2 separate regions of the Homo sapiens genome follow, and region 2 is linked to region 1. The links are chromatin loops, found by intact Hi-C in ENCODE. Cell type or tissue: heart left ventricle. All regions are shown on one strand. Each heading gives the region's core, and the rest is flanking DNA. Links, peaks and the distances in the headings are about the cores only. Region 1 overlaps FERMT2 (FERM domain containing kindlin 2). Region 2 overlaps FERMT2 (FERM domain containing kindlin 2).

Region 1 (12,091 bases), core at 1,629-9,628:
TGATTTAGGGGGAGTATCTTTTCTATATTAGAAACTTTATAAAGCAAATTGTCCATTCTAACTTGACTCAGTTTTGGATAGAAATTATAATCTCACCAGGTGCACATTTTCAGTATACTGACATTCTTCGTAACAGATTTATTTAATAGATCTTTGAAAGAAACAAGACTTTGCCTAGAAGTTAATGTTTTTTCACACTTTATCTACATGCACACTCTGTAGCAGAAATACCCTTTGCCCAACTGAGTTGGAGTAATGTGTTCAGCACATTTAATAAGTGTGGGGTGCCCAATTAGTCCTTTCAAAAGGTGTCACACAATTTTAAGTTTGAAAAATACCTGTCTAGTTTAAGGATCTAGCTTTTAAAGCCCCAGGACTAACGATCCCAGTATTCTTTAAATGCTGATAAAGAGTTCACAACTTTGCTTTGTGTTTTAGGATTAACAGTGTTCGGATTTTAGAGGGTTTTTTGTTTGTTTGTTTGTTTGTTTGTTTGAGATAGAGTCTTGCTTTGTTGCCTAGACTGGAGTGCATTGATGCAATCTTGGCTCACTGCAGCCTTCGCCTCCCGAATAGCGTGCACCACCACTCCTGGCAAATTTTTGTGTTTTTAGTAGAGACAGGGTTTCTCCATGTTGGCCAGGCTGATCTCGAATTCCTGACCTCAAGTGATTCAACCGCCTCAGCCTCCCAAAGTGCTGAGATTACAGGAGTGAGCCACCACACCTGGCCTAGATTTTACAGGTTTTTTTTAGTACTAACATTGGAAGAACACATGTCAGGGACATAAAATCAAATATCCTGTGTCCAGCAAGAGATTACATATTTTCAGTAAAAACTTTTTTTTTTTAACTTTGCTTCCTAGACTAGGTCATGACAGCTACAAAAATCTCTAGCATTAGCACCACTTTTTCACAGGCAGTGTTTCTATCATTGCATGGGGAGAAGAGTTAAAAATAGTAGGAAAGGAGATGGATTTCTAAGCTTAACCCTAAATTTAGGGAATGGAAAAGCCATTTTCTTTACATTAACAGTGTTATGCCCATTGCACATTTTCTTTTGAAAAATTATGACAACAGGACAAAATATAATTTAACAGAGCTAGGACTTGGGGGAGCTGCTTGTCCTTAATGTCATTCTGAACATTTTTAGATGCCTTAAATTCATCTCCTTAATTTTTGTAGTTTAAATAAAGGAGCACATACCATCTGTTGACTAATGTAACAAATTGTTATTTACGTAACCTCTACTATATGTCTAGCCCTAATACTAAGAAATCAGAAGATAAATAAGGCAATATCCCTTCCTTTTGAGATTTGACTATTAAATATATCTCTGTTTAGACTCTTTCTAGGGCAGACTTTTATCTCCCCTTTTACATTAATACTTTATTTGTTGTACCCCAGAACTTAAAAATTAAAAAAAACTTTATTTGTAAAATTGTTGAAACCTGTTTATTCACTGAGAAGACTTTACTATAAAATTATTCTTAATCTATATGAATTCAGTTCTATTGTGTTACCTTCAAATTGTATGGATTTCAAATGGTGGTAAAAGTTGTAGACATATTTGTCACTATATACTTGACTACAGCACAACTTCATTCTTTTAAATTGAACAAAAAAAACCGTTTTACTTAGGTTGTAGCTTCTAAGGTTCTTTACTCTGAAATCCACTTGAAATGTGTACTTCAGTTTATGATTCACAATTAGGGAAAATCTGTTTTTTCTTTTTCTCATTTTCTTTTCATTCTTTTGTTTCTGTCCTCTGTTGTGGCCTTTCCTTTACCTTCTGAATTCCTTTCTTTCCTTTCCTATAGGCACTGATGTTCTTTACATTGGCCCTCTGAAAGGTGAGCCTTGCCACAATTTAAAGACAAAAAGTGTTGGTCTGTCTGCTTCAGCTATATCCTTATTTTCTAATTCTCTTGAACTGATTTTTTTTCCCCAGAATTTCTGCCAACTTAATTATATTCTTAAGGCTTTATTACGTGTTTTAATGTTATACAAGGAGAATTAATTACACATGTTTTCATAACAGGTAAAATAATATACTAAGCTTTCCTTTCAGAATAAAACTTTTGTTTCACAATGTGCTTTATATCATAATATGTGTTATTATTGAAAAATAAGATGCTGTACTGCATACTTACTACCTGTTTTTCATGTTACTTATTAGGAAGTATATATTCAAGCCCAGGACTGTATAGTAAAACAATGACCCCCACTTATGATGCTCATGATGGAAGCCCCTTGTCACCAACTTCTGCTTGGTTTGGTGACAGTGCTTTGTCAGAAGGCAATCCTGGTATACTTGCTGTCAGTCAACCAATCACGTCACCAGAAATCTTGGCAAAAATGTTCAAGCCTCAAGCTCTTCTTGATAAAGCAAAAATCAACCAAGGGTAAGTTTTAAGATATAGATAAAATTGAATTTCTTCATCCAGCTAGAGGTAGAAATATTGTCTTCATTCTGTGTTGTTTTGTTCCACTGTTCTTAATTTGTCCAGATGGCTTGATTCCTCAAGATCTCTCATGGAACAAGATGTGAAGGAAAATGAGGCCTTGCTGCTCCGATTCAAGTATTACAGCTTTTTTGATTTGAATCCAAAGGTACCGAGGGTTTAAAGGGATCTTTTTTTTTTCCCCATTAATTTGTTTTGTTCACATGGATGTTTGTTTTTGGAAGTCGGTGGAATAAGGAATTATTTGTATATAGGAAATCTTGAATAATTATTAAAAACCCAAACTTTTAGGCAAAGGTATTTGTATTTTAAATAAGTCTATTTTAGTAGGTTGGAAGCATAACTAAACCTTTTTATTGTTGTTATTAAGATAATGAAACTTTTGGCTGATTTGGTTTTATCTTTTTTTTAATCTCTAAGCTCTTAGAGTGTCATGATTTGTATTTTAAAGGTACTCTTTTGGTACTATAGAACTGGCAAAGTTTAGGCCGGGTGCAGTGGCTCAACGCCTGTAATCTCAGCACTTTGAGAACCCAAGGTGGGCGGATCACATGGTCAGGAATTCAAGACCAGCCTGGCCAACATGGTGAAACCCCGTCTCTACTAAAAATACAAAAACTAGCCACGCATGGTGGCACACGCTGGTAATGCCAGCTACTTGGAAGGCTGAGGCAGGAGAATCACTTGAACCTGGAAGACGGAGCTTGCAGTGAGCCGAGATCATGCCACTGCATTCCGGCCTGGGCAACAGGGCAAGACTCCATCTCAAACAAACAAAAAAAAGAATTGGCAAAGTTCATTTTTAAAATATAAGACCTCTCTTCAACTATATTTAAATAAAAGTTTCAAAAAGGTTACCTTTTCAATTACTTTTAGATTACTAATTACGTGCCAAAAGATGTTGCTTCAAAAAAACGTTTTTTTCTTGAGACAGGGTCTCACTCTGTCCTCCAGGCTGGAATGCAGTGGTATGATCATGGCTCACTGTAACCTCAAAGTCCTGGACTCAAGCCATTCTCCCACGTCGCCTCCCAAGTAGCTGGGACTACAGGCTCACCCAGCCACACCTGGCTTTCTTATTTTCTGTAGAGACAGAGTCTCACTATTTCACCCAAGCTGGTCTCAAAACTCCTGGGCTGAAGCCATCCTCCTGCCTCAGCCTCCCAAAGTGCTGGGATTACCGGCCTGAGCCACCATGCTCAGCCAAATTTTTCTTAGGTCTACATTTTTTTCCTCTGTAACAGACAAACACTGTTACTTGTCTTTACTATGATTGGTATTATCTCTGCTACCATAGTACTTCACTTTTCTGGTAAGATTTAACTTTACCATAAATATCTGGAGCTTTTTTCCCCCGTAGAAAACACTTGGCACAGAGGTTTGAATCTTTTACTTCTCTTTCAGCCTGGGGAAAGAAACCTCTCTTGGCTACCCTCTCATCCTTTTCATGTTTAGAGTATAGTCTAGATTTTAATGTTATGTTTACATTCTTTTATTATATGCTTAAGTAATTCTTTATACAACAGTAAAATCTCTATAATAAAATTATAGAAAATAATTTTAATTCATTTTCAGGCCACATCATACCTACTTTTAGTAAAGCCAAAGCTACTTTGGGAATAGTTACATTTGTGAGGGGAATGGAGATGTATTTTGTCAACGTTCTAAAATACATGTTGAGCATTCCTAATTTGAAAATGTAGAATGCTCCAAAAGCTAAGACTTTTGAGGGCTGACATGATGCTGAAAGGATATGCTCATTTTGGATTTTTATGTTAGGGACACTCAACTGGTATAATGGAATATTCCATCATCTATAAAAATTCTAAATTCAACACAGAAGGTCTCAAGCATTCTGGATAAGGGATACTCAATCTGCAGTATTCTTAAGGCATTACTATTGACTTTTATTTATATAATTAAATGGATAATTGAATAACATATAAGTAAACATTTTCCACAAGTATATTTGCCCTGTATTTTGCATACTTAAAATAACTGCCGTTTCCAAGGACTTGCCACTTTATCTGGGTATGCTTCTCCACAGTGAACAAAATGTTCCCCAGAATAATTTGCTTTCTGATTACATGTTTGTATGGCAAGTTGCAGTAATAACACTGAAAAATAATCGGTAGTTCCGCCTTACTTTAATGTCATCAAATTAGATTTCTTATGTTAAAGGCTATAATGTCTAGTGGTTATTTCCCTGAAAAATAACATACAGAATCTACTTTTTAATACTGTACAATCAATTATTCTCTGTCATATTTTAATGTCATTTTTAATGGAAAATTAGATGTGGGCATATATAGGCATGTCTGACCCCATAGGTATCCTTCTAATAATACTTGATTGTAAATAAAAATTCTTGCTTGTAAATTAAGATCCCAGGAAAAAAAGCATTAAATTTTTCTTGTCAATTGAATATTCAGAGTTTGAAATTTTTCAATGGTAAAGGTTATATATTACAAAAGAACTATTTCTCTTGTTGCAGTATGATGCAATCAGAATCAATCAGCTTTACGAGCAGGCCAAATGGGCCATTCTCCTGGAAGAGATTGAATGCACAGAAGAAGAAATGATGATGTTTGCAGCCCTGCAGGTAGTTGAAAGGTCTAGTAAATGGGACTTATTCCGGTAAAGGGTAGGGAGGTATTTTTAAACAGTAAAGTGGAATAGTAATTCCAGTAACATTTCACGAGACAGAATTTTTGCCATGAAGAAAGTGAGTAGACACTTAGGAAAGCAAAACAAATACATTTTAGTTTGATTTTTTATCTTTTCCAAGAGTTCAGTGGTATACTTAAGTACTTTTCTCTATTTTGTAGGAAAAAAATTATCCTATTTTGTAGGAAAAAAATTATCCTCTCACCCCCAAATATAAATCTGCTCAAAGCTCCTCAGTTTTTCCTTGGAAAGAAAATATTTATTAAAAATCAGATTTCTGAAATCTAATCTGAAGCTTACCTGTATAATTTCATAAATAGCCAGGGATGATACAACACACTATAAAATGGGCTGTAGCAAAGCGATGCTTTTAGGTGATAAGATTTAGAGAGACTAGTGGAACCAAACCTTTTTCTACAATGATAATCCTTAAGTAGATAGCTAACATTGTCCTTAGATTAAACCAGTTTTTTCATATGTGGTTCTTACATACCACCTCCTTCAGAATTATAGGGGAGCTTATTTAAAAATTAATTATCCACTTCATGAATAACTTTAAGGTGGCATCCACACATCCACATTCTTACAGATACTGAGGTCTGATGACCAAATTAATTCATCTTTCTTAAATTTCAGATACCCGAGTAATGCTTTGGCAAGTATTCCCAGTTATGACGGGATTCTAGGTTCAGCCTAAAGTCCTGATGAAGTTGGTGTTCTATAAATAACAGAAGTACAGGAAGCAGAGTTGACATTCAGTTGAAGAACTTTTCACTGTAGAAGGGATTTTGTTTTTCCTTAGAACACAAACAAAAATGCTCTCAGTCTTCCAAATGCCTCCTTTATGCATCCAGAAAAGTTTTCAGTTGTGACCCAAAAAGTTGACATTAGAAAGCAAGAATGGGGAGTGAGGTTAGCAAAAAAAAAAAAAAAAAAAAAAAAGCAAGAACAGCTAATTTTCACCTTAGTTTTACATAATGAAAGGAGTGGCAAAGAAGCATAGACAAGGAAAATAAATCCCAGGTGACAGATGGATTAATCAGTTATTTTCTAGGAACTTGATTAATGAGCCAGTTAGGATCCCGTATTGTGTTTCCAGATAATTCTGACTCTCTGGTGAATTTCTTGAATTAAATTCTGGAGCAGTTTGTTGGGAGTCCCCTCACGTGGTTATGGCTTTCTTCCTGCATCCTCCTCACTTTGATACAGGCTTATGATTTTCTAGTGGAGGTTTTGCCAATGATAGAATAATAATACCTGTAAAATATGTGTGAAAGACCACAGATTTTATACTGTTGCTTTATTTTTGTATTAAAAAATAGTACATGTTTATGGTTATTGTTTTTAAAACCAACAGATGCCTATTATATGCCTGGCACATAGTAGGTGCTCAAAACGTGTTTGTAAAATGAGAGTACACACAGTTGTGTTCTCACAGGAATGGCATGATTCTGCAGCCCACCTCCCCGAGTGTATCTTGGGCATTCCATATCACTACAGAAGGAACACCTCAGAGACCACAGGTTTTAATTCATGGAAATGGAATGGTCTCAAACCATAGCCCTCCAAGACCATTTTAGAATCTAGATATAATGAGAGTATTTTGACATACAGATTTGAGTTGTTGGAGGCTTTCTCAGAGACTGACCCTAAGGTTGTAGGAAGCCAACTAGTACCAGAATAAGGAAACTGTGAAAGTATGGTGAGGAGGAGATGCCTAGAATTTTTTCTTTCAGAGAGAACCTATACTCCGAAGTATACTCTCCTTGGGACATCTGGATCCTTGTGTAAAGTAAATTTACAATAGTAAAAAGAAGCAGAATAATACAAAACAAGAAGGTGGGGATAAAAAGTAAAGTAGATGAATTAGTAACATTGTTTTTAAAGCATTTAAGTCAGAGTATGTATTAAGAAATTTAAGATATCCCTTGCACTTTTGAAAGCAAAGCTGGATTTTTTAAGTCCCATTCACAGCCAGGATTTCTCCGGTATGACTCATAAAGACATTTTGCATCAGAATTACCCAGAGCAGTGAGTAAAAATGCAGATTCCAGGCTGGACCCCAGACTTCCTGAATCAGGATCTCTGGAGTAAACCTAAGGATCTGTATTTTTGACCAATTCTTCACCAGACTCTTAATATACTCTGACATTTGGGACCTGAGGGCCTCAACCTCTACCTCATTTCCCATAATTTATGAACATTGACATTTCTACAATTGTAAGATCTCATTTCAGCACAATTGAAGTAGTCAGAGACTATTCATTACCAATCAATCACTAAATCTTAAAACACAGAACATTGGTAAGTGGCCTCAGATTAGTTCACTAAATGTTCCCATGAAATGAATGTATTAAATGAATACTTTAGACATTTGGAGTGCCACTTGTTGCTTTGAAAGGTAATTGATTAAGATTTAAAGGTTCTGCTGACCTTTGTAGAAAACCTAAGGCTTAACATAATATTTGTTCTAAGTCACTTACTGAAGTATATTTAAAATCAGTAACTATTCTGTATCCAAAAATTTTCCTGTCTACATATGAGTAGTCATCACTACTCACTACTCTCTCTCTGCCCCCACCCCACCCACGTATATGTGGGTGTCCATGTGCGTACTCACGTACAAACATTCTTAGATATGAGAATACAGAACATGAAGCAAGGATGGGGAAAAAGTGGAGTTTTAGCTTTCGACATAATAATGATGACTTTCTCCTGGGTAATAGGAGCAGTGTACAGCATTCAGTGTTCATCAGTTTCTACAAAAGACCTTATGCATATTCTGTATGTTCATTCAATATTTCTTGATAACAGGCCCTGTTATAGACACAGGGCAGATTACAATGAAAAAAAAAAAAGTCAAAAATCTCTGTTAATGTGAAGTACAGTTGAGGACCAGTTAACTCTCTTAAGTCTTAGAGCCCGCAAATGATGAATTCATTGGTATGTGTCCAAAGACCCTACTTCTTTTGGATAAGTATTTATTAGCAGGTTTAGGATATTGATTTCAGGTATTTATTTCCTATCGTTCTAGTTCCTAGACGCTTCTGTCTTTTCAAATTAGGTCCTGAAAAGCATTAAATATAGATTCAGATAGTAATTTCATTTTAGAGTTTTACAGTTATAGCAATTATTTTAATAAAATAATTCTGGTTTCAGTATCATATCAATAAGCTGTCAATCATGACATCAGAGAATCATTTGAACAACAGTGACAAAGAAGTTGATGAAGTTGATGCTGCCCTTTCAGACCTGGAGATTACTCTGGAAGGGGGTAAAACGTCAACAATTTTGGTAGGGTGAATCTTTTTTTTTACCTACTAATTTAGCTTGAATTGATGCATTCCATTTTGTGGATTTAGGTTCAAAGTATTTGGGGGTGGTGGAGAGAAATATTTAATGCTTTAGAGAGAGAAATCAGATGTTAATTTTTCAGGAACTTTGAGCAAAGTGGTTTATTTTGAGACAGGGTCTCGTTCTGTTGCCCAGGCTGGAGTGCAGTGGCACACGTCATAGGTCACTGCATTCTCAAACTCCAGGGCTCAAGCCATTTCCTACCTCAGCCTCCTGAGTAGCTGAGACTACAACCATGCACCACCACACCTGGCTAATTTTTTATTTTTTTAAGAGATGGGGTCTCACTGTGTTGTCTAGTCTGATCTCAAACTCCTGGCCTTAAGCAGTGCTCCCGCCACCACTGGGAAGTTTGTTTTTAAAGTAATAATGTATTAGTCTCTAGTGCATTCAATACAGTAAGAATAGATCTAATACTCTAATACTCTGCAAATTCTTTTACAAGTGGTGGGAAGACATTTCTGCAGAGGAAAATAATCTCAAGTCATGGTAAAAATCCACTTAGTGATGTGCACATTTGAAATACTACAAAAAGAAGAAAATAGATCTCGGGAAAATTGTGAAACACTGGGTTTGGTTTTTAAGTATAGGGATTAGTTACTGCTGAAGAAACACTTCAGGCCTTTTACAATGTACAGATTTATATGCACCTACAAACAGTTTCAGCACTATTAAAGATAGCATATTCTCATGGGTTGTATAAATTGCCATTTTGATGAAAATTTTGTTAACCTTTTATGCTATTTGAAAATGCCTTTGTACCAAGAAGAATATGGTCCACAAGACTATGTAATGTGATTTTGTTGTTTAAATCTTTATCATTGTATTTTATGTCATTCTGTTTATTAAGTAAGCTAGTTCTTGATATCAGATACCAAACATTAGAAAGAATTTCAAATATTAAAAAAATTAAAAAAGGATTTAACTCTCTCCTAGGGTGACATTACTTCCATTCCTGAACTTGCTGACTACATTAAAGTTTTCAAGTAAGTACAAAAAGGAGGGATGCCAAATATTAATAACTGTCAGCTTTATAGTCATGGTCACATTATTGAAACTAACTGTTAAGTTTGACTAACAAACGCATCTACTGTAAAAGGATTTACCAGTTAGGTGAACACCAAATTACCACGAGAGAAAATAACCACTTTTACAAAATTAAAATCACAATGCTCATTCTTTTATCAGATTTTTCTTTAAAAAAAAAAAAAAAAGATTGTGAAACCTAGATTGCATCATACAGATGCTGAAACATAGTAATACAGTGGCACAGCCCCTCCGGGCCTCAGTTGGAAGCAGTACATAATGAACTGTGTCACTGCCAGCGATTATTTCCTCGTTCAGAGCGCAAGATTCTATTGAACTCTGTTCATTTGTTCATGGAACATTTTATGTAAAGTTCTAGTATATCTGATCAAGATTTTTAACACTCTATCCAGCTATATTCCACAGAATCAAGAGAGCTCGGCATTAAGGCAGAGAGGAGAAAAAGGAAAAGGAGGTGATGTGGAAAGTACTATTTTCTACTATATAAGATACAAAACTACTCTAGAATAAACCATTTACCATAGCTGAACATACAGCAGTTCAAAATATGGAACTTCTGAGATAAGGGCATGATTTCAGATCCACTACCCTACCCTTTCTCCTTCCCCCTTGACCCACCTTTCTCATCTACCTGCACCTTTCCTTACACATCCTCATGACTGCTCTGTCATCTTCCTTCTGTGTTTGATATTGGAGTGGCAAGTTAATGTCACCATTGGAATTTACCCCGGAGAAAGAAGCACATCCCCCACTTTCAGTCCTGCCAGGTAAATTTGCATCTTTATAGAGGCTCCAAGGCAATCCTGCAGACACCCATAAACCTGCAGGTAATTACAGGATCTAGGAATTTTCCAATTACTGACATTTACTTCACCTTTCTTTTCCTACCCTTCCCATGTGACCTGCTAGTTAGTGATAGATGTGATGGCTACAGCTGCAGAATACTGGAACACAGGCCCTACTGCCTTTCTCCTCGGAACGCTGTTTGTGGGATCTTCTAGAGTAGATTGAGAAGGGAGGCTCGCATCCAGTAACAGTAGCACTGACTAATAAGACGCTGACCAAGGGGGATCAATTTCAGCACGTGTAAAACTTGACCCCAGACTTAAATTAATATTGTGAAACTTTGCTAATACAGCGTTAATAAAGTTACTTCCAAGTGATTTTGTTGTTAATTCTCTTTGATACATAGGCCAAAAAAGCTGACTCTGAAAGGTTACAAACAATATTGGTGCACCTTCAAAGACACATCCATTTCTTGTTATAAGAGCAAAGAAGAATCCAGTGGCACACCAGCTCATCAGATGAACCTCAGGGGTAAGGAGAGCCTGGCACGGCTGTTGTTGATGGTGGCATCCCCATTGGCCTAATAGTCAATGAGCCACTTGCTGGGATAAACAAGTTTTTTAAAAAAATCAATTTCTTTACTCCTTTGGGTACTTGAAAAATGTTTAGATATGTCTCTTTTACATAGTCCTTTTCACAGGTTTGAAGTATTCAATTCCACATAAATATTTTGTTGTAATCTCTTTGTGCAGACTTGACCTGAAATGTATGATTCAACTTTTCTTTTTTGTTTTTTGAGAGGGAGTCTTGCTCTGTCACCCAGGCTGGAGTGCAGTGGTGCAATCTTGGCTCACTGTTACTTCTGCCTCCCGGGTTCAAGCGATTTTCTTGCCTCAGTCTCCCCACTAGCTGGGATTACAGGTGTGCACCACCACACCCAGCTGCAAGGTTTCGTCATGTTGGCCAGACTGGTCTCGAACTCCGGGCCTCAATTGATCTGCCCACCTTAGCCTCCCAAAGTGCTGAGATTACAGGCGTGAGCCACCACACCAAGCTGATTCTGCATTTCTAACTTGTCAAGTAAGCTTACGTTGTCTTTTGATCTTCAGCATTAAGGACATTTAGAGTTTCCTTATTCTGCAGGGGCTGCCTCCTTGTCTGTTTTGGATTCTGCCTTATTTTAAGCCACGCTGTAGTCATCCCTGGGCTTTCTTCTTCGACATCCTGCTCTTCCTCACCCTCACTGATGACAGGCTGGTCCCACTCAGGGTCCTCAGCCTCTGAATTTTCCTGGCTCGCCAGTAGAGTAGCTGACACTTTCAGGGTTTGGGCAAGTCCTTCCCCTTCCCCTTCCCCAACACCTCTTCCTCACACAGTTTTGTCTTTGCTCTCATCCTGGCTTTTGAGGCCGCTTCAGGATATTCCTCGGAGGCTTCTAGCTGACACCTTGAGTCTCACTGGTTTTCTCTTGTCCTGTCTTTTCAAATCCAAAGCTATCTCAGAACTAGGGTCTGGTATTTGGGTTGCTCATTTCCTTTCCCTCAGGGCGTTTGTGGCAGGCCTGCTTCCTACAGCCTGGGCTAAGCCTGGATGAAGCCTCAGCTATTGGCTTTGTTTTGGATTTTGTTTTTCCTTTTCTTCAGTAAGGTCTATGACCTACAGCTTAATTTTCTATTTCAGTGATTTCTTCTATTGGTTCTTCATACTGCTCTTTCACCTTTTTCATCTGATGATGCCCTGGCTCAGCTGGTAGGCGAATTTCCTCTCCAGATT
Region 2 (12,091 bases), core at 1,715-9,714, 59 kb before region 1:
GATTACAGGCATCAGCCACCACGCCTGGCCAAGAGTGATATTTTTATAGGTTCTTTTTCACATACTTTATTTTTAAAATTTAGTTTACTTCTTAGCTTACTATTAAATAAGCTGTTAATAATAGTTTTAGACATCATTGGATGTAGGTTTCCCATAATGTCAGCTGTTCTCAGACTGTAGTAGGTGCTGATGGAGGCACAGATTATTAAGAAATAACAGGTTGCCTAGTGTGTCAGAAGATCTGGATTCAACTTCTGGCTCTGTCTGCTACTTTACTGGTTAGTATGACCTTTGGACAATGAATCCAACCTGAGTGGGTTTTGACTTCTATAAAATAGAAATTGAAAAAAATTTTCTTGGGGCGGGCGGGGTGGCTCACGCCTGTAATCCTAGCACTTTGGGAGGCCGAGGCAGGTGGCTCACGAGGTCAGGAGATCAAGACCATCCTGGCTAACACGATGAAACCCCGTCTCTACTGAAAATACAAAAAATTAGCTGGGCGTGGTGGTGGGCGCCTGTAGTTGCAGCTACTCGGGAGGCTGAGGCTGGAGAATGGTGTGAACCCAGAAGGGGGAGCTTGCAGTGAGCCGGGATCGCGCCACTGCACTCCAGCCTGGGTGACAGAGCAAGACTCCATCTCAAAAAAAAAAAAAAGAAAAAGAAAAACATTTTCTCACAGGTTTTGGTGAGAATTAAATGAGATAATACATATATATTGATACTACATGTATATATACTTTATATAAACTATTTGTGTTATGCAAATGAGAGTGGATACTTCTCTGTGGCATTGAGTCTCTGAGTATATGAAAGTAGGAAGGAAAAAAAGGAAAAGTAGGTTAAAATATAATCTAGTATATTTAATAAGTTCCAGCTTTACTGGTGGGGAATTGCACTCCTCAAAAAAAGCTTAGTTTAGGATTGCTTTCTGTTCCCACCCTCTAAACAACAAGAAAAAATAGCTGTCATTTTACTTTCCCGCCAACTTCCAAACACACACCTGCCTCTGCAGTGTAAGAGAGCTATTTAAGTACCATTTTAATAAGATTTCTGAAATGCAGGGGACCAATAAGTGGATGATGGTATTCCAGGTATTTGAAAAATCTAAAACCATGAAAGCATCAGTAGTAAATTAATTCTCTACTTAATATATTCTATAAGAGCAGTGTTTTTAGTTCATTTATAGCAAAGGCACATGAAAACATTGGGCCTATTTAGAAACTAATGAAAGTAGTTTCAGAAAAAAGCTAATGTATGCAGTATTCCTATTTAAATAATTATTTTACTGACAAATTAATGCTTATGCCATGGAACATTTAAAATTGGTATATATGCCCAGTGAGAAGTAAACAAATACATCTGAAAGTGTATTTTTAAATAATTCTTTTATTTTGTAATTAAGAAGTGTGACTTCTGCACTTGGGTTTGTGGTTACAAATTCATATTCGTTATAATTCATTCTTTAACAAATTAGTTGCATAATTACTATATAATTGTTTTTCCTGTTAATTTTTTTTCTTAGTGTCAGGCTCATTGAGGTCTGATTGACATATAGTAAAATTTATCCTTCTTAGTATAATATTCTGAGTTTTGACATGTAAAACTACCACAGTCAAGATAGAAAACTTTTACAGTACTCCCAAAAGTTTCCTTTGTAACCGTCTCATCGCCTCAAACCCAGATCCTAAAAACCAGTGATAATTTGCCTTTTCTAGAATGGCCTGCAAATGGAACCATTCAGTTCTAGCTCTTTGAATCTGGTTTCTTTCACTTAGCATAATACATGTTAGCTTCGTTCATGTGTTTGTATCAATAGTTTTTTATCACTGAGTAGTAGTCCATTGAATGGATTATTTCACAGTTTGTCCATTTAGCAATTGAAGGGCATTTGGGTTACTCCCAGTTTTAGGAGATGATGAATAAGGCTGCTGTAAACATCCGTGTGAATGCATATTTTCATTTTTCTGGGGTAACTACCTAGGTGTGGGATTGCTGGGTGGTATAGTAAGTATATGCTTGAAGTTAGAAGAAACTGCCAAACTTTTTCATAGTGGCCACGTCACTTTACTTTCCTGTCAGTATTGTATGAGAGTTCCAGTTGCTGTCAGGTCTACCCTACCCTTGTTACTGTCAGAATTTAGTGTCGTTTGTTTTAATTTTAGCCATTCTAATAAGTAAGTAGTACTATCTCATTGTGATTTTAATTTGCATTTCCATAATGACTAACCTACTGGCTAAGTCAGTTTTTCAATTTCTAGAATCTCAGTATAGATAACACAGAATAAACTATCATTTAAGTTTGTTCCTGTCTCTTTGGAATGTGTAATGTATTAGGATTCTTTGAAAATAGTTCTTCAAATGTGGTAACTCTAAAGTAGAAGATACATAAACAGTATCTGAAGATATCTGAATGTCTTTAAATATATCTACAGCCATACTCTTGTGGATTAAAGGGTCAGTATACAAATCCTGATCTATTTCCCTTCTTTGAGAATATTATGAATAATTAATTGTTCATAGTAACTCACCTAGAGTTACATAGTAAAACATTTTGAAAGTTAATTGAAAATGATGTCTTATGGTATTTTCTCTCAACTTCATTAATGCTGCTTGGAAGTGAATTCGTGTATATGAGAAAAAGAGATAAGCAGTAAATGATTAAAATTTGAGGTTTACGTTTTGATTTCCTTCCATGATTCAGGTTTCAGGTTTCAGACTTAATTATCTGTCATTTAGATACATAAGGACCAGCCAGTGTCAGTGCATCCTTGGGGTGACCTTTCTACACATATCAAGGTTATTGGGCTGATAACCTCCAGCCCAGAGAAGGTGACATCTACTTTAGAATCGGAAGGGAGTCTTTTCTCAGATATTTAACTGTCTTATTTTTACATCATGTTGTAACTAAAAAATACATTAGGTATTTAAAAAATCAATTATAATTTCAAAGCATCAGTGTAATGATGTTTTTGATATCTTTTTCTTAATGGAATACTCAGGGTTATGAATAAAACACCAATAAAGTGCTAGCATTATTGATTGTAGATGAAGTTGTCTACTGGGTAAGTGCTTCCCAGCTTAATGTTCCTTAATGTAGTTCCTGGGTTCAGATCTAAGAATTTTATAACCTTTGAAATTAAAAATAACTTGAAAAAAGCAGATGATTCCTGTATCAATGTTAAAAGTCTTATGCAAGGTGGCAATGATTTCTGTTGCCAAGATGGAATGCCCTTGGTATGGAGCATAGACTGAGAGGCAGCCCACCCACGTCAGAATCCTGACTTGACCATATACTAGCTGTATGACCTTGGGCTGTGTGACCTGTCTGTGCCTCTGGTTCCTCATCTGGAAAATGGGGATAATAACAGTATCTTTGGATTATTATAAGGATTATGTTAGTTAATACACATGAAGTGTTTAGAATAGTTTTTGTAAATGTAGCTATGATGATAATTACAGTTCCAGCTATTTTAGTGTTTGTAGATTTTCTCCCTGTGCTGAGCCAGATAAATACCAGTATTATAAAAGATTGAGAATGTGCCTTTTAAAAGGAAGCCAAATAGTTCTTTGTTTTTTTTTTTTTTTTTGAGACCGTAGTCTCACTCTGTCGCCCAGGCTGGAGTGCAGTGATGTGCTGTCAGCTCACTGCAACCTTCACCTCCCAGGTTCAAGCGATTCTAGTGCCCCAGCCTCCTGAGTAGCTGGGATTACAGGCACGCACCACCATGCCCTGCTATTTGTTGTATTTTTTTTTTTTTTTTTTTTTTTAGTAGAGATGGGATTTCACCATGTTGGCCAGGCTGGTCTTGAATTCCTAACCTCAAGTGATCCACCCACCTCTGCCTCCCAAAATGCTGGGATTACAGACGTGAGCCACCACACCCAGCCAGAAGCCAAATAGGTCTGACATACTCTTTACCATATTAGGAATTGATTTTAAGTTTATTGTGCTACTTTGCATCATTATTAGTAATACTATAAAGAATTAAAGTATGAAGATCATCTAGAAGCAGATTTTATGCTTCCACATATACAAAATTATAGACTCACTATGCTAAGATAGGGAGTGTTTCCATAAATTCAATATTCTGGTTAGACAAATACCTTCTTTAAAAGGTGAATTTTACAGCACTTAGGGAGGCCAAGATGGGCAGATCACTTGAGGCCAGAGTTGGAGACCAGCCCAGCCAACATGGCGAAACCCTGACTCTACTAAAAATACAAAAATTAGCTGGGTGTGGTGGTTCATGCCTATGGTCTCAGTTACTTGGGAGGCTGAGGCAGGAGAATCACTTGAACCTGGGAGGTGGAGGTTGCACTGAGCCGAGATCGCACCACTGTACTCCAGCCTGGTTGACAGAGTGAGACTGTGTCTCAAAAAAAAACTAAGTGAACTTTGTTAGCGACTAAGAACTTACTCTAAGATGTGGCCAACTTATTGGTTACATATGACCTTGGGCAAGTTATTTTAACTTCTGATTATTTAGTCTCACTTAGCTTTAGTTTACTTGTTTTGGGGGCTAATGTATTGACTAAATATGGTATTTAAAGGATTAACAATTCTTGATAATTAGTAGAATGACTATACTAAGAGCTCAATAAAATGTAATCTACAGTTATCCTTCAAATACCATGTAAACTTAAAATATAAATTTCAACTGTGATTTTCAGTATTCTGATTGCTTTGTTTTCATTTTATTTATGTAGTATTTAACCATAAACCCCTTCTTATTTAATCTCTTGCTGAAACCATTTTAAAAGATTTTCTTGCCTTTGTAAATTCTGTTTAGTGGTTGTGAAGTGTCTGAATACATTCCTTGAAGTCACTGACTGGGTTTGAATACCAGCTTCAGTACTTACAAGCTTTGTGACCCTGTGCCACGTTATTTAACATCTTCGCAACTTAGTGTCCTTATAAACAAAATAAGTGTAGTAATCTTACCACTTAGGGTTGTCGTAAGGATTAAATGCAGACACATGTGTAAAGCACTTAGAGCAGTTCTTGGCACATAGTAAGTAGTAGTTAGACTAATAATTGTTTTATTGAGGATCCTTTTGGAGTTTGGGCAGTAAATTTATTGAGGATCCTTAATGAGTTTGGGCAGTAAATTCCTTACAGAACTTAAAATAGCAAAGAAGGCCCTTAGGTGAGATGGGACATTGATGTGTAAACATTCCTGCATAGAGATAATTCTATACATTCATGCTCTATTTTTGGTAGGTTATAGAGGTATAACATGAGACGTGTGGGAATATAAGGTACATGAACTGGACTGTAGTAGCAGCAACAAACATTTACGGAGAGCCAACTATTATATGGTGAGGCATAGTCCCGGCTCTCAATATGAGCAGCTTGCTAGTAACAAAGTGAAACAAGAAAATTACTTTGAGTCAATGATCTGATTGAGAAGTGCCAAATAAGTAGCCCTTGAATACAGGAAGACAGAGGTTTAGAGTCGTGAGTAATAACTGGCCTTATTTAAAGAGAGACAGGGTGGAAAGTTAGGAAGAAAGGCATTCCAGGTTGGGGATTGCAGTGTTCATGGTGTATTATAGACTAGCTTAGAGAAATAGAAGAAAAGCTTATAGAGAAGAAAGACATAGGTAACTGTGAAACGATATTCTGTTATTCCTTAACTTATCCACTTAATATTTATAAATGAGAGCCTATTGGATGCCAGAGACTATACTACAAACTGGGGTGAACAAAATTAACTCATTCCTTAACCCTCACTCTATTTGCAGTCGTAAGGTAAAGACAGTCTTTATTATTATTATCATTATTATTATTATTATTTTAAGACAGAGTCTTGCTTTGTTGCCCAGGTTAGAGTGCAGTGGCACGATCTAAGCTCACTGCAACCTCCACCTCCAGGGTTCAAGCAATTCTCGTGCCTCAGCCTCCTGAGTAGCTGGGATTACAGGCACGCACCACCATGCCTGGCTAATTTTTTTGTATTTTTTTTTTAGTAGAGATGGGGTTTCACCATGTTGGCCAGGCTGGTCTCCAACTCCTGACCTCAGGTGATCCGCCCACCTCAGCCTCCCAGAGTGTTGGGATTACAAGCATGAGCCACTGCTCCCGACCTAAAGACAATCCTTAAATAGTAATTACTATAATGTAGTGAGTATTATGGTAATTGAAATAGTTATAGGATTCTGTACTGGGCAACTGGAACCTAGCATATAGGATAGGATTTGTGGAGGGAGGGAAATGACTTTTAAGCTGAGATCTGAGAGTAGGAATTAGCCAGGCAAAAAATGGGAGGAGATGTGGGTAAGGGATAGGATGACAGAACAACAGGCTGGGAAGAGGATGAGAATTCCCAGCATGGGAAGTGGAGCAAGGGAGTGTGGCCAGTTGAAGAACTGAAAGAAGTCTGGTGATGATGGGGGAGCAATCCTAGGGAACCAGTGGCTTGACGTGAGGCTCAAGAAGAAATAATGCTAAAGTGCTTTCTGAACCAGGTTTAAAAGATTTAGCATTATCCCCAGAGCTGTGAGATGCCCATAAAAGACTTTAAATAGGGGGAGACATCAGATTTTTACACATTGGAAATTCATCAGTTTCATATAAAATAACTTGCAGATAAGGTGTAAGCAATGATAATCCTCTTGGATTTCAAGAAATAATTTTTCCAGTATACATTGAAGTTTTATATTAGAATTTGTTAATATTTTCTGAGATAAGCTTACAACATAAAAGCCAATTAAATATTCTTACTAAATTGCTTTTCTTTTGAACTTTAGAATAGCTAGTGTCATTGATCACATTTAAAACACAAACACAACTAATACTTCTCTAAGTCCAATACTAACTGGTGAATTTTGTCCTGATGTTACTCTCTTAGAATTTGTCAGACCTTTTCATTGCATGGACTCCGAGCCCTGTCTTCTAGGAATGAAGCCAGGTTGAACCAAATTAGCAATAAGCCAGCCTTCAGGATTGGATAGAAAGTTACCCACCCTCTGGAAATTAATAATTGGCATACTTTCTGTTTATGCATTCTGTAACTGCTTGCATGGCTTATGTGATCTGAAAAAAACTTCTTAACTGCTTTGAGTTAGTATGTCTTATAGTATCGGATAATAGATTGAAATTGATAGACATTATCTCAGATTCGTAACTTCAAAAGGCTATTTGTAAACTTAGTTGATCTCTTTATTTTGAAGAGTGAATTCCCCAGTTTTCAACTAGCTATGTAGAAGAAATTGCAATTTGTCACTTTTCGTTAGAGGTTTAGTTTCTGTCTTAGTCTGCTTGGGCTGCCATAACAAATAACATATCCTGGGTGGCTTAAACAGTAAGCACTTATTTCTCACAGTTCTGGAGGCTGCCAGATCTAAGATCAGGATGTCAGCATGGTTGGTTTCCAGTGAGGACCCTATTCCTGGTTTCCTCACATGGAGGAGGGAAAGAAGGAGAGATAGGAAACCAGCTGTCTTCTGTCTCTTCTTCTAAGGATACCAGTTCCACCAGAAGCACTCCACCTCCATGACTTGATTTACCTCCCCAAGGCCCCATCTTCAGATACCATCATATTGGGGATTAGGATTTCAACATATGAATTTGGGGGGACACAAACATTTAGTCCATAGCAGTTTCCCATAATTTGACACTGCCTCAGTTAGCCATTGGAGCCTTAATGTAAAATAATTTCCTTAACCTAAAATGGAATGGGGTACCTTAATTGAAATATGTTTGCAGTTTGAATGATATGTAAACTTTGAAGTTTACAGCTTCTGCTAGCAGATTAAAAACTTTTTTTTTAATATGACATCAGACATTTTTGAAAACAGCACTTTGGACGTTGCAATTTGCACGTTTACTTATTAAATAACACTAATTGTCTAACAACATGGCTCACATTTTAGTTGCCACCATACTTTATCTTTTAACTTTATACATTAACTAAGATGTAACTGCATAAAGTACAAAACTTGCTGGCTAACTCTTCAGTCCACAAAGCACTATGTAAATAACAGAAGCTCATCACAGTCAGTGACAAGTCATGTCACTTATTTCAAAGTCTATCTGTGATTGGCCACTGTGCATACAGTTCACACACAGAAGTGTTAGTGTTGCCTCTCTGTCCCCCATGAGAAACTCATGATGTTTTAAAAAAATGGATAATTGAAAGAGTTGACCAACAGAGATAAAACTGCAATGAATTAACAAAAAGTGTTCATGAAATACTAGAAGTGATAGTTGAATCAAATATAAATGGAGTTAAAGAAGAAATAGCTCACCATGGAAATGTGGATGCTTTCACCATTTGAAAGACTATAGATATACAGCCAAAGGAATTTAGTGAAGGTAAACTTACATACATGATACAAGTGGTATGACAAAAAGGATGAAGATGTCCCAGAGGAAGTGACACTAGCAAAAACTTTGCATACTGAAGGAGCTGTCAGAGATATTTCATGATACTGAAAGAGCAAAGGACAAAATGTTTTAAGTTGATCCAGACTTAGGAAGGAGTGTGACAGCTTGCCAAGGCATAAAAGATACTTGCTCCACATCATAAATTATATGATTAGAAGACAAGCACTATTTAAGCTATTCTTGTTAAGTTTTCACAAAGAAAAGTAACACTTCTCAATGTTTTTAATGTTTTAATTACAGTACACTAAATAAACACTAGTTTTGCTATTTTTTCCATTTCCATATGTACATTTATAATCAACAGTAAGAGTTTTTAATGTTTTTAACATGAACTTTTATCTTGGAATAATTATAATTTTTCAATTGATTATTAAGATTGCTTTACATGCTGCCTGTATATTACAAATATTTGTATATTACAAGTAGTAGTTTATAAATATTTATTAGTTCTGGTCTCTGCTTTTGAGACACAGGATAAAGACTTAATCTAGTGGGGAAATTAGTTACATAAATGAATTATATCATTCAAAGTGCTAAGGTATACTTTGCTGCTTTGACAGGTGGGTCAGTGAAGATTCAGAGGTGGTAATATTTGAGCTGGTACTGGTGCATGATTTTGCCAGTTTGATAAAGGGGGAAAGGAAAAGGTGCCTATCAAGGAGATCTGAAACACCAGCTTGTTCCACAAACTAGGCCAGAACAAAAGCTGCATCTGGGTGTGGTAAGAGCTACTAGAAAAAGGCAATGTGGGGCACAGATTTGTGGAACCTGTTAACGGATTATAAGATACTTCAGTAACAGACTCGGAAAGTTTTGGGGTTTTTTTCTTTTCCCTTTTTTTTTTTTTTTTTTTTTTTTTTTGAGACGGAGTTTTGCTCTTGTTGCCCAGGCTGGAGTGCAATGGCGTGATCTCGGCTCACCACAACCTCCACCTCCAGTGTTCAAGCAATTCTCCTGCTTCAGCCTCCCAAGTAGCTGGGATTACAGGCATGTGCCACCATGCCCGGCTAATTTTGTATTTTTAGTAGAGACGAGGTTTCTCCATGTTGGTCAGGCTGGTCTCGAACTCCCGACCTTAGGTGATTCCCCCCCACCTCAGCCTCCCAAAGTGCTGGGATTACAAGCGTGAGCCACCGTGCCTGGCCCAGACTTGGAAAGTTTTTAAGTGGACAAATAAACTGATCAAGTTTGCATTTTAAGAGACAACTCTGGATAGTGTTGTAAAAAATGGTGTTATAGTAATTCAGGGTAGAGATGTTGGGGACCTGAACTAAGGCAATGTAAAAGGAAAGGAAGGAACAAATTAACAGCTGCTTAAGGGATAGACTCCGTAATACTTGGATGGAAAGAAAAGCTGAGGGAGAGGAAAAAGTAAAATATAACTTGTAGAGATACATATTATCTAATTTCAAAGATATAAGGATTAGATTACTATAATGACTGTTCTGTGATCTTGGTGTAGGCCTTTCCTTACTTTGCTGGATGGGGTGGGGGCAGAAGTATAGGGAGGAAATATTTGTATGCTTCATCGCCAGTGTTTTTTTTTGTTCATTTCTTTGTTGTTTTACATTTTGTTGATTAATAATAACGCTATATGAGAGAATAAGATTCAGCAGAGTTCAAAAGTATATGTTGGGTATTCTTTTCCTGTTTTTCATGGTTGTGGAAACTCATATTATAAAAACTTCAGTTAGGTCCTGGATGATAGTGTTGTAGATTGCACTGTTGAGAATTCTTTTCCTCTAGAATACAGAGTAGTTCTAGAAGGGAGGGTTGTCCCTCTAGAAATAGATTAAGAGTAATTTAGGAATTCACTTCTGGTCTTTCTAGAATAATCTAATTACCAATGAACAGTCTTAAGGAAGAGAGGAATGACTCAGAAGTTATTCCAATTATTTTTGGACAGTAGAAGTCTTAATTTCTAGTATAAAACCAAAAGTGAGTACATTATTGTTATTATTTTTCTTAATTGCTTCTTTGCATTCATAGCCATTTGTGTTCTTTGGTTGTTTCAAAGTCTGTTTAATTTTGCATATTAGTATATGCATTCTTCAAGTAGTTATATGGCTGCTAACCATAACCTCTTTGAGTTTGTCTGTGGTTGCCATTATTAAATCAGAGAAAGACATGCATAATAAAAATATTCCTTTATTTAATAATCTCTTTGCCTCCTTGTGGATGTTCTATCTTCTTTCTCCTAAATACCTATTTCCTTAAGAGATGTGCAGGATAATCATCAGGATTTTACTGTGAAATGTAAATGAGTCCTAACATTAGTCTTTTGGCCTCATATTCAACATACCCAGACTTGCTTCTCTTCTGCGTAACTTTATCTTGGCTAATGGCATGTAATTTAAGAGTGCCACCTCTGAAATCACACTCATCTAGAGTCAAATCCTAATTCCTACATATGCTAACTTTATGAACTTTAGCCAAGTTATGTAACTTCTCTGTCCTTTGGCTCCACCCCCCGTTTTCTCATCTATAAAACAAAGAGATTATAATAGTATTTACCTTTTAACATTTTTTTCTTTTTCTTTTTTGAGACGGAGTCTCGCTCTGTCGCCTAGGCTGGAGTGCAGTGGCACGATCTGGGCTCACTGCAACCTCTGCCTCCCAGGTTCAGGTGATTCTCCTGCCTTAGCCCCCCGAGTAGCTGGGACTACAGGCGTGTGCTACCACACCCAGCTAATTTTTTGTATTTTTAGTAGAGACAGGGTTTCACCATGTTAGCCAGAATGGTCTCTATCTCCTGACCTGGTGATCCGCCTGTTTCATCCTCCCGGAGTTGCTGGGATTACAGGCGTGAGCCACCGCGCCCGCCCCTTTTAACATTTTTTGTTGGAATTAAATGAGAATGTGTTAAGTGCTTGGTACATACTAAATGTTCAGTAAACAAATCTTAGTGCTATTATCATCTATTTAATTATCAAGCTAGGAACTTTCTAGCTTCCCCTCTTCACCTTCCAGCTGTCCTCTCTCATCTGAAATCAGTGTCCTTGAGACCCATGATTCTAGCTTAGACAACTCCCTCATATTTGCCTCCTTCTCTTCACCTTCTGCCTTATGTCAGGCCCTGCTCTCTAGAATGTTGTGGTAAATTTTCTGCCAGACTCTAATTTGTGCTTCATAATCAAATCAAAATTATGTTAATAAAACAATCTGAGAGCCTCCATTGTCTACAGGATGGTTTCTCTTAGCACATTTGAACTCCCACATCTTTTAAGACCCAGGTAAAAATGCCATGTTAACCTAATTAATCTTTCACGTTTAATGTTGGTTGCCTCTGTGACATTTTGTTCTTTTATATTTTTAGCTCATTTTACTTGTCTGTGTCTCTCACTTGGACTGTAAGTGCCACTGGGATGGTAATTCTTATTAATTTTTATATTCCATTGCCCAACTTAGTGCCTGGCATATGATAGTTACTTGGAAAGTATTTATTAATTAGTGCATTGATTATACACCTGAAGAGCCACACTCTTCATCTGTTTGCCTCCTCTTTCGCTTTTTAAAGGTCTGAGTGACTAAAGAGATCAGAACAGGAGGGCACATCCTAAAAGCAGGATGCCCCATGATCCCCAACTCTAAAATCGAAAGAGAAGTTTGGGAGGAGAAAGACCTAAAGGGGTCAAGAGTAAAGACAATGTATGATTGAATATTGAGATTAATGTCTAGTGTCCTTTACATTTCAATCAATAT

Evidence for each region. Peaks named below come from ENCODE experiments on the same cell type or tissue, not always from the same donor. Only the 100,000 strongest peaks of a DNase experiment are listed, where the experiment ranks them.
Region 2: a loop joins it to region 1, with 2.5 times the contacts of the local background. A loop is called at or near these places in 13 of 110 quality-filtered maps.

Annotation. Positions count from the first base shown.
Region 1 is chr14:52,871,557-52,883,647 of GRCh38, reverse strand. FERMT2 (FERM domain containing kindlin 2) reads left to right here. Exons shown (of 15, transcript NM_006832.3): 5 at 2,179-2,404; 6 at 2,510-2,612; 7 at 4,959-5,066; 8 at 8,291-8,425; 9 at 9,422-9,471; 10 at 10,725-10,849. All of the region lies in intron 1 of LOC105370500 (a long non-coding RNA gene), which reads right to left. Among named protein-coding and RNA genes, the nearest start is that of FERMT2, 73 kb to the left of the region's middle. RefSeq lists a silencer at 10,183-10,477. In heart left ventricle, for the core only: no CTCF peak of the experiment used is centred there; no DNase peak of the experiment used is centred there; H3K27ac peaks cover 2,975 bases.
Region 2 is chr14:52,930,870-52,942,960 of GRCh38, reverse strand. The region is part of intron 2 of FERMT2 (FERM domain containing kindlin 2); the gene reads left to right. Among named protein-coding and RNA genes, the nearest start is that of FERMT2, 14 kb to the left of the region's middle. In heart left ventricle, for the core only: no CTCF peak of the experiment used is centred there; no DNase peak of the experiment used is centred there.